Regions from separate parts of the Homo sapiens genome. Here regions 2 and 3 are each linked to region 1. Evidence: read pairs that join two places in POLR2A ChIA-PET (ENCODE). Cell type or tissue: CD4-positive, alpha-beta T cell. All regions are shown on one strand.

Region 1 (4,000 bases):
AGTAGACTGCCCTCTGTTCCGTTTCCATTGCCAGTTCCCTGATGCGACCTTCCCTGGCTTCTGGCAGAATGCTGTCTCTACCTCTCATTACCCATGACACTATTCTCTACTTCACTTACCCTGTTGTGCCCATTCCAGCTTATATTTGAATAATTTATGAAGATGCCATATCCCTTAGTGCAGCAAGTGCTGTGTAAGAGCTGCCTTTTTTTCACCTTTATAGATTTGAGATGACCTTATACAAAGATTTTAAGTGTTTTAGGAAATCTTTGTGAAAGCAAAGGAGAAAAAAAGGATAAAGGGAAGGAAAAGGGAACCAGAAGGACACAGAAAGGAACAGAATGGAAGGGGAGGGAAGGGAAGGGAGTGGAAGAAATTCGGTAGTGTCTTTTTATGTGGGGTATATAATAGACCTTCACAACAAGTCTAATTTTATTCCTTTTCAAAATAAACTTTTTTATACCCTTTATTTTTCCAAAAACAGATCCTTATTTTCTTTGGAATGAGTGTCTCAGTTGTACCTTCTAAGAACTTAAGTCACACAACGTTTACACATATCCAAATACCAATGTTTAGTGCCATATTTTTCTCTTACTCAAATACCTCTTCTATTTTGTTTTCCTTTAGAATCAATGTTCTTTATTCTTAAGATAATAGAAAAGTGCACTAAATAGTTTGGAGACTGTTCAAAATAATCATATTTTACTCTTTACTTCATTTATCCTTCTTTAATACCTGAGGTATTTCATGAAGGCTAGTATGTCATAGATCTAAAATGATTGTTTCCTCATTTCTATGGCTCAGAAAAATCTGACAAGAACCTCCGCAGCTGCACTGGTTATAGTCTCAGACTGTCATCCCCAGCCAGGTGCAAAAACAATGGCTGCCTATTAATATCCCCGTGCCAGCTGTTATCCCTACATGTGCAACATCCGGGTGCTGATGGGGAGAACACCATTTTATCTGCAGCCTCCCCTTTTTTGGTAAGGAATAAACTTTGCTGTCAACTTTTAAATGGCTCCTAATGAGTTAAAAGAAATAAATTATGTTTTATGCAATGTATTTTTCATTCAAAGGACTAATGACAGACCCTTTTAGGACCATCCTTATGTTTGAGGCATATACAGAGCACAGGACTTCCAGCCGCAAAGGTTATGGGTGGAAATGATATATGTGATTTCACTCAGGTCTGCAATGGAAATCAATCTTCCATGAAAGTACCCTGTAATCAGGTATAATTGACATAATGAATAGGTAAAACATGAAACAGAAGAACACATTGGCAGGTAAGAGGTAAGGAGGGGCCAGGGAAACATATGTAAATGGAATCCAAAACCATAAACTAGTTAATATTTCAGTTTTTGAAAGTTACTAACAGTCAGTCTAAGGGACCCCCAATAAAATGTGATGGGCTCCAGTGTAAAAATAAGCCATACTCTTTATTCTTGATGAGCTGAATTATCTAAAGTCAGAAATGTGACACCAACCAAAGTATTCAGTGTCAGATTTATTTTATTCAAAGTCATATAATTTTATATTGGGAAGAGACCTTGCAATTCAACCTTTCATCAAGCACTGGAATTCCTTCCACAATATCCCAAGCAGATGGACATTTAGTCTTAGCTTGACTCCTGACTTAACCTGATCATTTAGACATAGCTTGAGCTCCTCCTACAACAGTGAGCTAAGCACTCTGTAAGGCAGCCTACTATATTATTGGACGTTTTTGGTTCCCAGAAACTTCCTTTTTAGGTTGAGATGAATCTTGCATTTCTATAATTTCTGTCCATTGATCATGGCTTTGCTATTTGGAAGATGCTGTATTCTAATTTTGGGGGCAGGCTTAGGTTGCCTAGGTTAGATAGGGTGATGGTTTAAGATATCCTAGGTCCAAAGAGTAGGGAATTAAGAGAGGTGAAATAAGTACATACTTTTAAATCCAACAATTCTTTTTGGGTCTAAGTAAATAGCATAGGTCATTATTATAACTTATATTTAAGGTATATTCAGAGTTAAGCGTATATATTAAGATTTAAAGACCTGTAACACTTAAGTACAATGCAATACTTTCTCATCATTTAATTTTGTATGTTCATCTAATTTCTGGAATCTCCCCAGCCTAAGCTCAAGGAGGTTAAAAGTTTTGGGAGTAGGAGACGTAGGAGACTTTTTGGGGAATAATTTTTCCCCAAAATATATTATTGGATAGAATTTACTTTCCAGTCCAAAAAACTTGATGTTGAAATTGTCACTTATAATCAGAGGTCTCAGTAGACATCTGCATTGTTCCAGCCTTGGTAGAGCTTTGGATTCTGCAAGTAACACTCAAACTCTACCACTTCCCCTGCTTCTGAGGTTAAAAGCAAGTGCCTGTCCTCATTATGATAGTTAAGATCTTATCTTCTCTTGTTTTTCTACCTCTGATAGGCTGTTCTGGTATTTATCCTGGGGGCAAAACAGAAAAGTGGTTGATTTCTTCGTGGCTCAAACAGAAAGATCATCAGGAACATGCACAACACACACACACACACACACACACACACACACACACACACAAGCATTAAGCTCCCTGGGGCCTTGAGGCCTCTACTGTCACTGCATTTCTTTGTTTTTTTTTTTTTTTGAGATGGAGTTTCACTCTTTTTTCCCAGGCTGGAGTTGCAGTGGCACGATCTCGGCTCACCACAACCTCTGCCTCCCAGGTTCAAGCAATTCTCCTGCCTCAGCCTCCCAAGTAGCTGGGATTATAGGTATGCACCACCACACCTGGCTAATTATATATTCTTAGTAGAAACGGAGTTTCACCATGTTGGTCAGGCTCGTCTCGAACTCCTGACCTCAGGTGATCCACTCACCTTGGCCTCCCAAAGTGCTGAGATTATAGGCATGAGCCACCGTGCCCAGTCTCTCACCGCATTTCTAACTCTCCTTCTTCATTGGTGATGGATAAATCACCATGTCTTCTATCTGCTTTGGGGTTTTTCTTCTTCCTCTAAACAAATTTTTGAAAGGGTTATATTGTAAACATTATAGATTCGTACTTTTATAGGTGACTAATAGGCTAAATTCCTTCTGGACAACAATGGAGCTTATATTTCTTTCAGATGCTTCAAAGAATATAGAATGTAAGCTCTAGGAAGCATGCCAGAAACACTTTTGAATCCAAACGGCCGGGTCGAGCCGGGTTATACTGAGAAATTTTGAGATATTTAAAAATCATTACAGCTGACAGAATAATAAACACCTATTCAAATGCAAAATAGTTATTTTTCTCTTTACCTTTTAAAGTCAGTGAAAGAAGGTTCTCACCATTTTACAGCTGTTAAAAAATTTAACTATATGTCACCCACTTTCATAAATATTTACCCAATTTAATCCTTAAAACAAGCCTCGAGGCATTACTCTCTGCATTTTTGAAAATAAGGAAACTGGCTTAAAGAGGAAGAGTTGAGACATGCCTGACAATCCCAGGAGTTGAAGTTGAGGGAGTCTCATGACTTCAGAGCCCAGGCATGTTCACTCTATCATGACTATTCCAGTGACCTGCAGGCTCACTTTGGTCTGCTATTACAAATAAAAGAGACCCTTGAATTTGCTTTCTAAATAATTATCTTCATGCCAGTCACCATGGCTCACGCCTGTAATTCCATCACTTTGGGAGGCCGAGGTGGGAGATTGCTTGAACGCAGGAGTTCAAGACCAGCCTGGGTAACATAGTGAGACTTTGTCTCTACAAAAAATACAAAATTGGCCGGGTATGGTGGCACACACCGGTAGTCCCAGCTACCCGAGAGGCTGAGGTGGGAAGATCTCTTGAGCCTGGAAGGTCAAGGCTGCAGTGAACTGTGATCTTACTGCACTCCAGCCTGGGCAACAGAGCAAGACCCTGTCTAAAGTAATAATCCTCATGATAATAACAATAATATTCCAAACATCTTTTGCCCAGTAAATTTTGATGTTTTGGTTCTCAATCTATGGGCTGGGTAAGACATGTCCTTTG
Region 2 (4,000 bases), 250 kb before region 1:
CACAAGATTCGGGTCTACGCTTTTTCAAATTTGGTATAAAAATTCCTCCAAATTAAGTGTGACCCCTGAAAGTGCATGAGTAGCCTCATGGTGAGCTGCTTACCCCTTCTTAATATTTTGACCTCGTTAGCACTTCAAGTCAAATGAAAGAATATCAGTGATTTAAATTGCGGTTTCAGTTTTTTTTTCCTTAACTGAATTCCTTCTTGCTGGAAATAAACAGTTTCTTTCAGAAATTAAGCCAATGCCTTACCCTCCCAATTCTATACTCTATTAAATGAGAATGTTAGTTACTAAATTCTGGCACATAAATATGACCGCTTTACAACTCGCCCAACTGCCTGCCAGCGATTATGTTTTAATATTGATTATAAGATTCAGGCTGATTTCATAATGTTAAGATTTTTTTTAAGTACATGTTAGAATAAAGGAAATACAATATTTAGTTACTTTACACTTAACTAATCTTCCTCAATTTATCCAAAGTTTCTTGATGCAAATGTAAACTCACATTCTCTTACTTTGGTCTTCTATGGAAATGGAGAACTCTTCTATTAATAGTTACTGAAAAGAATAGTAGATCAGGAATAAAAAACATAGGTCTAGTCTTAACTCTGCAACCAAATAGCTGTGTAATTTAATCATTGTTGACTCAAGTTTCTCCATCAGTAAAATGAAGATGTTTAATTAATACATCTTGTATTCAAATTCTCATGAAGAAAACATAAGCCCGTTCCTATCATTTCTCCTCCTCTGAAAACATGGAGTACAATATTATAAGACCACCTCAAAACCTGTTCCATCATTCTTACCATTGTTTTTCCAAGCTCACCGTGAGTCTGTGGGTGTGCCATAGACCTGACCCAGTTGTGTCAACTTTCCAAAGATTGGAATCGTCTCTGTAAATATTCCCTTTCATTGCCATAATGAGCACAAATTTTGGCTACTGAGATTTATCAGCCTGCAAGCAAATGCCAAAAAAGCTTGCCACCCTAGGAAATATTTCCAGAACATGACATTGCAAATTTGCTGATGCAGTTGTTTAAATTATGTGTGTGTGTGTATGGTGTGTAACTTACTGAAAATAATTCGATCAATTCTTTATTTCAGGTTCTGTTTTATATTCTTACAGATTAATTTCACTTTTCCAACCTCATAAATAACAAACCATAACTATTTGAACTCTCTTCCTTTCAAACATCTTTTCCTGGGCCACAATTATTATCGTCATCATTAGCATAACTGTTAGTATTATTTACTTTCTCAGAGAGGCAATCCTATATACAATGCTAAGTCAGAGGAAGCTAGCATGTGTTGAACACTATAATAAGCAGATACGTAAGAGTTTTCAAGTAGTTAAGAGGCATTTGTCTATATCCATTTATCTATTTCTCCCTCCCCAACTTTACAACACCACATTCCACCAGTTTGGGAAATCAATTATTTAGCTAGATGATCAACTAATAGATTAGTTGAAAATTGTTAAACAAAAGTGTATCATAATACATAACTATCCAGGAAATAATTATAGACTGACATGTAAAAGTAATGTAGCTAAAGAACCATGATAATGTTACAAAATATTTGTTCCTTTCATCACTTAACCACTAGATGGAGCTAAAGGTCTGTAAATTCAAATTTGCGCTTTTCTCCTGAGCTGCTGGACTGTCATTTCCTTAAAGAATTTGCCCCCATCCCCACTTACCATTTCCTGTTTGTATTACTGAAACAAAAAATATCCTATGTGACCTATTTTAACCCTCAAAATTAAAAATATGTCAAGGTCACCCAAATACACTCTGCCCAAGCACCATTGCTCGCTACAGTCTAATAAAAATAGGAAATTGACAAAAGATGTCTTTGAGCAACTCCACTTTTTTTTTCTTTTTTTTAAATTATACTTTAAGTTCTAGAGTACATGTGCACAACGTGCAGATTTGCTACATAGGTATACATCTGCCATGTTGGTTTGCTGCACCCATTAACTCATCATTTACATTAGGTATTTCTCCTAATGCTATCCCTCCCCCTACCCCCCACCCCACGACAGGCCCCGGGGTGTGCTGTTCCCCGCCCTGTGTTCAAGTGATCTCATTGTTCAGTTCCCACCTATGAGTGAGAACATGCGGTGTTTGGTTTCCTGTCCTTGTGATAGTTTGCTGAGAATGATGGTTTCCAGCCGCATCCATGTCCCTACAAAGGACATGAACTCATCCTTTTTTATGGCTGCATAGTATTCCATGGTGTATATGTGCCACATTTTCTTAATCCAGTCCATCATTGATGGACATTTGGGTTGGTTCCAAGTCTTTGCTCTTGTGAATAGTGCCACAATAAACATACATGTACAAGTGTCTTTATAGTAGCATGATTTATAATCCTTTGGGTATATACCCAGTAATGGGATCACTGGGTCAAATGGTATTTCTAGTTCTAGATCCTTGATGAATCTCCACACTGTCTTCCACAATGGTTGAACTAGTTTACACTCCCACAAACAGTGTAAAAGTGTTTCTATTTCTCCACATCCTCTCCAGCATCTGTTGTTTCCTAAGTTTTTAATGATCGCCATTCTAACTGGTGTGAGATGGTATCTCATTGTGGTTTTGATTTGCATTTCTCTGATGGCCAGTGATGATGAGCATTTTTCTCATGTGTCTGTTGGCTGTTACATAAATGTCTTCTTTTGAGGAGTGTCTGTTCATATCCTTTGCCCACTTTTTGATGGGGTTGTTTTTTTCTTGTAAATTTGTTTAAGTTCTTTGTAGATTCTGGATATTAGCCCTTTGTCAGATGGGTAGATTGCAAAAATTTTCTGCCATTCTGTAGGGAGCAACTCCACTTTCTTCCCCTTTTTAACCCCTTCCCTTTTTGAAGTGTTCTCCTGCCTTTCATTTGCTCAGGTATCAGTGGCTCAATTTTCTGCCCTGCTGGGACGTTTATATCTTAATAGAGAAATTTGAGAGAGAGAGCATTTAAAACTAAAGGAAGAAATTTTGAATGGTAGGATTTTGTGCATCATTCAGAAAGATATTTGAAGGTCCCTAAGCCTTTCTCTATCTTTTTCTGACCCTGAAATCATTCCTTTTTCCTGTCTCTCCTACCTCTCAAGCCAGTGCTATTCAAAATCTTATACGAGGCCCTTTGCTCCTACCTTAAATATTGGTGTTTGCCAGACTTCTTACCTCACCTCACTAGTCAATTTCATCTATTTCTAAAGGGCTCTGATACCACCTAGAAATTGAGCATTTCAAAACCCAGATGTCCAGCCCAGACCTCCCCAATCTCTGCTTACTACTGAATGAACACACGCACGTGCACACACAGACACACACACACACACACACACACACACACTGACGTCTGATACACATTGAAGTAGAATATGTCCAAGACTTTATTCAATCCTCTCTCATTCACTTCCTGTGTTCTGATTCCTGGTTAATGGAACTGCTATTCATCCAGACACTGAAACCAGAAATCTAGAACTTTCTTCCATTCCTTCCCTCTTCTTCACCACCAGCCAAGCTACTTAGTTACCACATTCAACAAACTTGCCGCCTGCCTAAAATGTGCTTTCCTTCCTAAACCTCCCTTAGGTCTTTGTGAGAATTTGCTTCCTAGATGGCCACACTAATTAAAATGGAAAGCCGTCTCCAGCTTTTCCCCATGGCATGCCCTATCCCTTTAATCCTGATCAACTTTTCCCCAGAGCACTGCCAAGGGTGTTTCAAACTCTGTAAAGGCCCGGCACGGTGGCTCACCCCTGTAATCCCAGCACTTTGGGAGGCCGAGGCGGGCAGATCACGAGGTCAGGAAATCAAGACCATCCTGGATAACACGGTGAAACCTCATCTCTACTAAAAATACAAAAAATTAGCCGGGCGTGGTGGCGGGCGCCTGTAGTCCCAGCTACTCAGGAGGCTGAGGCAGGAGAATGGCGTGAACCCGGGAGGCGGAGCTTGCAGTGAGCCCGGATCGCACCACTGCACTCCAGCCT
Region 3 (4,000 bases), 51 kb before region 1:
CCCTTCTTTGTCCACATGTTCTGGCGGCATTGCTTCTCGTTCCAGCTGCGCGCGCGGCCGATGCAGTTGAACTGGACGAGGATGCTGCTCTCCCACTCGTAGAAGCACTGCAGGTGCATCCAGGTGCTGCAGGGGCAGTGCTCGTTGTTGCACACCACCTTCTGGTAGTCGTCCTTCTCCAGGTCCACCGGCCTACCGAAGCTGCAGATCAGGGGAGTGGCACATGGGGCTTCTGGGGGAGGAATAAAGAGAGAACAGATTTCAGATTTTTGGATTAGGGGTACTCAACCTGTACTTGCAACAGTATGGTATAAGGTTTTTCTAAGACATGAATATAATGAAAGGCAGTTCCAGGGTTCCTTTAAAGATGAATCACTCCAGTGAACCAGGGAATAATATGATGAAGCTACTTAACCAACCAGTCTGGTGGAATCTCTAAAAAGGACCTTCAACGCCCTTCATCCTGAGCTTTAGGTTGTCCTGAATACCAGAAAGCCGCTGGAACATAGACGGTCTCATACCGATTTCTCGTCTAAGGTGGTCTGACACCCAATGGCAGGGATATTGAATCAAACTAATTGTTGGTCTACACAAAATTACAAAGCCAGGCTGTGAAGGAAAAAACCAGAATTCTTCCAAAGCTACCAGGACAGGAAGTGGGAACAACATAGTTGTACTCTATCTTAAGTACATGTCCCACACATGTCCCACACTGTGCAAACAGCCAAGCCGGTTCCCAGAAAGGACAGAAAACATGGTGACAGAAAGTAGAATCCGCTAACCCAATTCTTAAGAAATAAACATGATTCATGGATATGGGAACTCCACTGATTCCTTACAGCTATTCAATGATAACTGAACATCTGAGCTTAGAATTTATTTCTAAAATGTCAAAAAGACATGATAGAGTCAGTAAAAAAAAAAAAAAAAAGTGGTTGCCACAGGGGGTGGGGGATGAGCAGGTGAAGCACAGAGGATTTTTAGGGAAGTGAATCTATTCCCGTGATACTATAATGGCAGATACACGTCATTATACATTTGTCAAAATCCACAGGATGTACAATACCAAAAGGGAACCCTAATGTCAACTATGAAATTAAATGACAATGATGTGTAAATGTAGGTTCATCAATTGTAACATATGTACCATTCTGTATTCACAGTGGGGGAGGCTGGAGGAGGGCAGGAGGTATATGGGAACACTCTATACCTCCAGTTTTTCTGTGAACTTAAATCTGCTCTAAAAAATAAAATCTGTTTTTTTAAAATGAGAAATAAAAGGACATGTATGTATAAGTCCTGGTTCCATGGGATACTAGCCGTGTAAAAGTGAACTGGTTATTTCATCTGTTTAATCTTCCATTTCCTCAACCATAAATGGGCATAATTGTAGTAGCTACCTTATAGAGATTTTTTGAAGATTAAATAAGAAATGCTTATAAAGAGTTTAGCACAGTACCTGGCACATAAAGGATCATTAATGTTGTTGCTGCTGTTCTTGTCGTTAGCTGACTGTGACACAGCTTGGGATATTTTTATTTACAAAAGAAGCTGTGTAATAAGGTGGCCAGAGGTGGAAGGGGCTAATGTAGAGATGGCAAAACTGACCAAATGTGGGGCCAAACTGGGAGACTGAGAGTCTCATAGTGCAGGACCAAGGAAGGAAACCTGTTGCCACAGGCCCAAAAGAGTGGCTGCCGGTTGTATGAGCGGTGGGGGGCGGTGGGGGGGAGGTTAGTGTGGCTTACAGGCTGGGATGACAAGGGTGCTTCAGGGAGTCACACAACTAACAGCCTTCCCCACTTGTGTCTTGGCATTTCTACAATTTTCAATACAATTCATCACTCCCTTACATTCTTGCTTGCATTTCCGTAGGATTTTATACCATGCAGTTCTTTTGCCTCCCAATCCCCAAAATAAGTACTCTCCAGGACCAGTGCTCAGCATTTCTCTCCTCATCCTCTAGGCAGAAGCTAAAAACTACATCGCCAATTCTTAATGAGGGCACTACTGGCATCTGGACAATTCTCTTCCTGTAATGCACTGGACAGCCCAGTCCAGCACACTACAGGAAGCAAACATCACTAGGCCTGAGCACTCAGTATCTGTAGCCCACCCACCCCACCTTCCCCATCATGATACCCCCAATGTTCATAACACTTTCAAAGGGCCCCTTTGGAGGGAAATACTACTCTCCCAATTGGGAACCACTGGGCTTGGTCATGAAGCAGTTTAGATTATGTGTATAGATGACAGAAGCTAAAGGCAGACTCCCAGGCTCAGAGTTCTGCTCTAGAAAGCTCCCCTGGTGGCAGCGTGGGGCACGGGACTGGAAGTAAGGAGGCCAGAGGGAGGGTGCTGTGGGTTGAGAAATAAGGAGTGCCTGTGCTTCAGGAGCAGTGTGAGAAGATGCTCAGAGAGAGAGAGAGAGAGAGTGTGTGTGTGTGTTTGTGTGTGTGTGTGTGTGAGAGTCCATGCTGACGGACAGCAATGTGGGAACAGCAGGACAGGGAAGATGGAAAAAGACTTAGGGCTGCCCTATTTAGGACCCACTGATTTAGAAGTGCCTGTGTACCACTGAGGTGGAGGAGACATGAATTTGACTGGAGCTCAAGAGAGCTAGAGCTGTGAATACAGATGTGGAGTCACTCACCCACAGATGAAGGTCAAATCCCTAGGACTAATGAGATGCCCAAGAAAAACGGGAGGAGTGGGCAGAGACCAGAGGCCAGGAAAAGAATCCTGGGATGCAAGGACTGGAACCAAGGCTGGAGGAGAAGATTCCCCTGCAGAGATTGGTAAGAAATGAACTCAGAATTTACTGAAAAACAAGTCAGGAGAGAATTATGTCCAGGCAGTCAGGGGACAGCGCAGTGGCTCACGCCTGTAATCCCAGCACTTTCGAAGGCCGTGGCGGGTGGATCACCTGAGGTCAGGAGTTCGATACTAGCCTGGCCAACATGATGAAACCCCATCTCTACTAAAAATACAAAAATTAGCTGGGTGTAGTGGCGCACACCTGTAATCCCAGCTACTCGGGAGGCTGAGGTGGGAGTATCACTTGAATTGGAAGACGAAGGTTGTAGTGAGTAGAGATTGTGCCACTGCACACCAGCCTGAGTGGCACAGTGAGACTCCCTTTAAAAAAAAAAAAAAAAAAAAAGAATGGAGAACTGCAAAATGTCCCAGAGCACCAGGTAACATCGGTGCTTCTCCACCTCTGCACTACAGACATTTGGGCTGGATCTCTGTTGTGGGAGCCATCCTGTAAGATGTCTAGCAGCTAGCAGCAACCTCACTGTCCATCCCGTAGAGGCCAGCCCCACTCAATGTCTCCAGGCACTGCCAGGTATCCCCTAGGGGGTAAAATCACCCCGAGTTAAGAATTCACTGGATGCAATAAACCTGAAAAGTCCCAGCCAAAATGAGCAGTGAGCCAGGCACTGTCTCCTCACGGAGAACAGCTCCAGCGGGAATGATGGAGGGCAGGTCAGAGGTAGACAGTGAGGTGAAAAGGCAGAAACAGGGAGACTCCAGGAAACTCTTTCCAGAGGGTAACTGTAGGGCAGGGAAAGAGCATGGGCAGGGTACAGAAGACAGCAGAGGCTGAGCCTTAACACCATGTTCATGAGCTCAGGGAATACAGGCCAAAACCTCACGACAGCTTAAAGACATATGAGAGGGAACAAACCATGTGACTCCTCTACTCAACAACCTTCCCAACCTTATCCCTGCACACTGAACCACAGACACAACATTCCACCAAATCAATCAGCAGAGGGTGGTGGCAATGTGGACCCATAAAGCCTATACAAATATTAGTTCTGTCATATGTTACAATTATCCCCTTCAGGTGTGGGATTCCAGGGCCTTGGCAAAATGGCCCTAAACCAATTTGTCTACCTCTATGTATTAATATTTGATCACCGTGGTTTCCCCTTAATCTTCATTTGTCCAAATCCCATTCAGCCACTGACAGCAATTCACAGTTCAGACTCTG

What was found. ChIA-PET counts read pairs that join two places held together with the same protein. Peaks named below come from ENCODE experiments on the same cell type or tissue, not always from the same donor. Only the 100,000 strongest peaks of a DNase experiment are listed, where the experiment ranks them.
Region 2: POLR2A ChIA-PET joins it to region 1 with 6 read pairs; 8 of 35 experiments call an interaction of 5 or more read pairs at or near these places.
Region 3: POLR2A ChIA-PET joins it to region 1 with 6 read pairs; 9 of 35 experiments call an interaction of 5 or more read pairs at or near these places.

Annotation. Positions count from the first base shown.
Region 1 is chr6:139,111,821-139,115,820 of GRCh38, reverse strand. No RefSeq gene overlaps it. Among named protein-coding and RNA genes, the nearest start is that of HECA, 21 kb to the left of the region's middle. In CD4-positive, alpha-beta T cell, no CTCF peak of the experiment used is centred here; a DNase peak (open chromatin) is centred at 2,410; H3K27ac peaks cover 3,363 bases.
Region 2 is chr6:139,362,200-139,366,199 of GRCh38, reverse strand. No RefSeq gene overlaps it. Among named protein-coding and RNA genes, the nearest start is that of CITED2, 10 kb to the left of the region's middle. In CD4-positive, alpha-beta T cell, CTCF peaks have their summits at 1,423 and 1,642 (motif pointing right); a DNase peak (open chromatin) is centred at 1,639.
Region 3 is chr6:139,162,516-139,166,515 of GRCh38, reverse strand. It overlaps HECA (hdc homolog, cell cycle regulator), which reads right to left. Exons shown (of 4, transcript NM_016217.3): 2 at 1-232. It also overlaps a transcript of TXLNB not described here. Among named protein-coding and RNA genes, the nearest start is that of HECA, 29 kb to the right of the region's middle. RefSeq lists an enhancer at 2,451-2,950. In CD4-positive, alpha-beta T cell, CTCF peaks have their summits at 1,956 and 2,165; a DNase peak (open chromatin) is centred at 2,335; H3K4me3 peaks cover 65 bases; H3K27ac peaks cover 1,772 bases.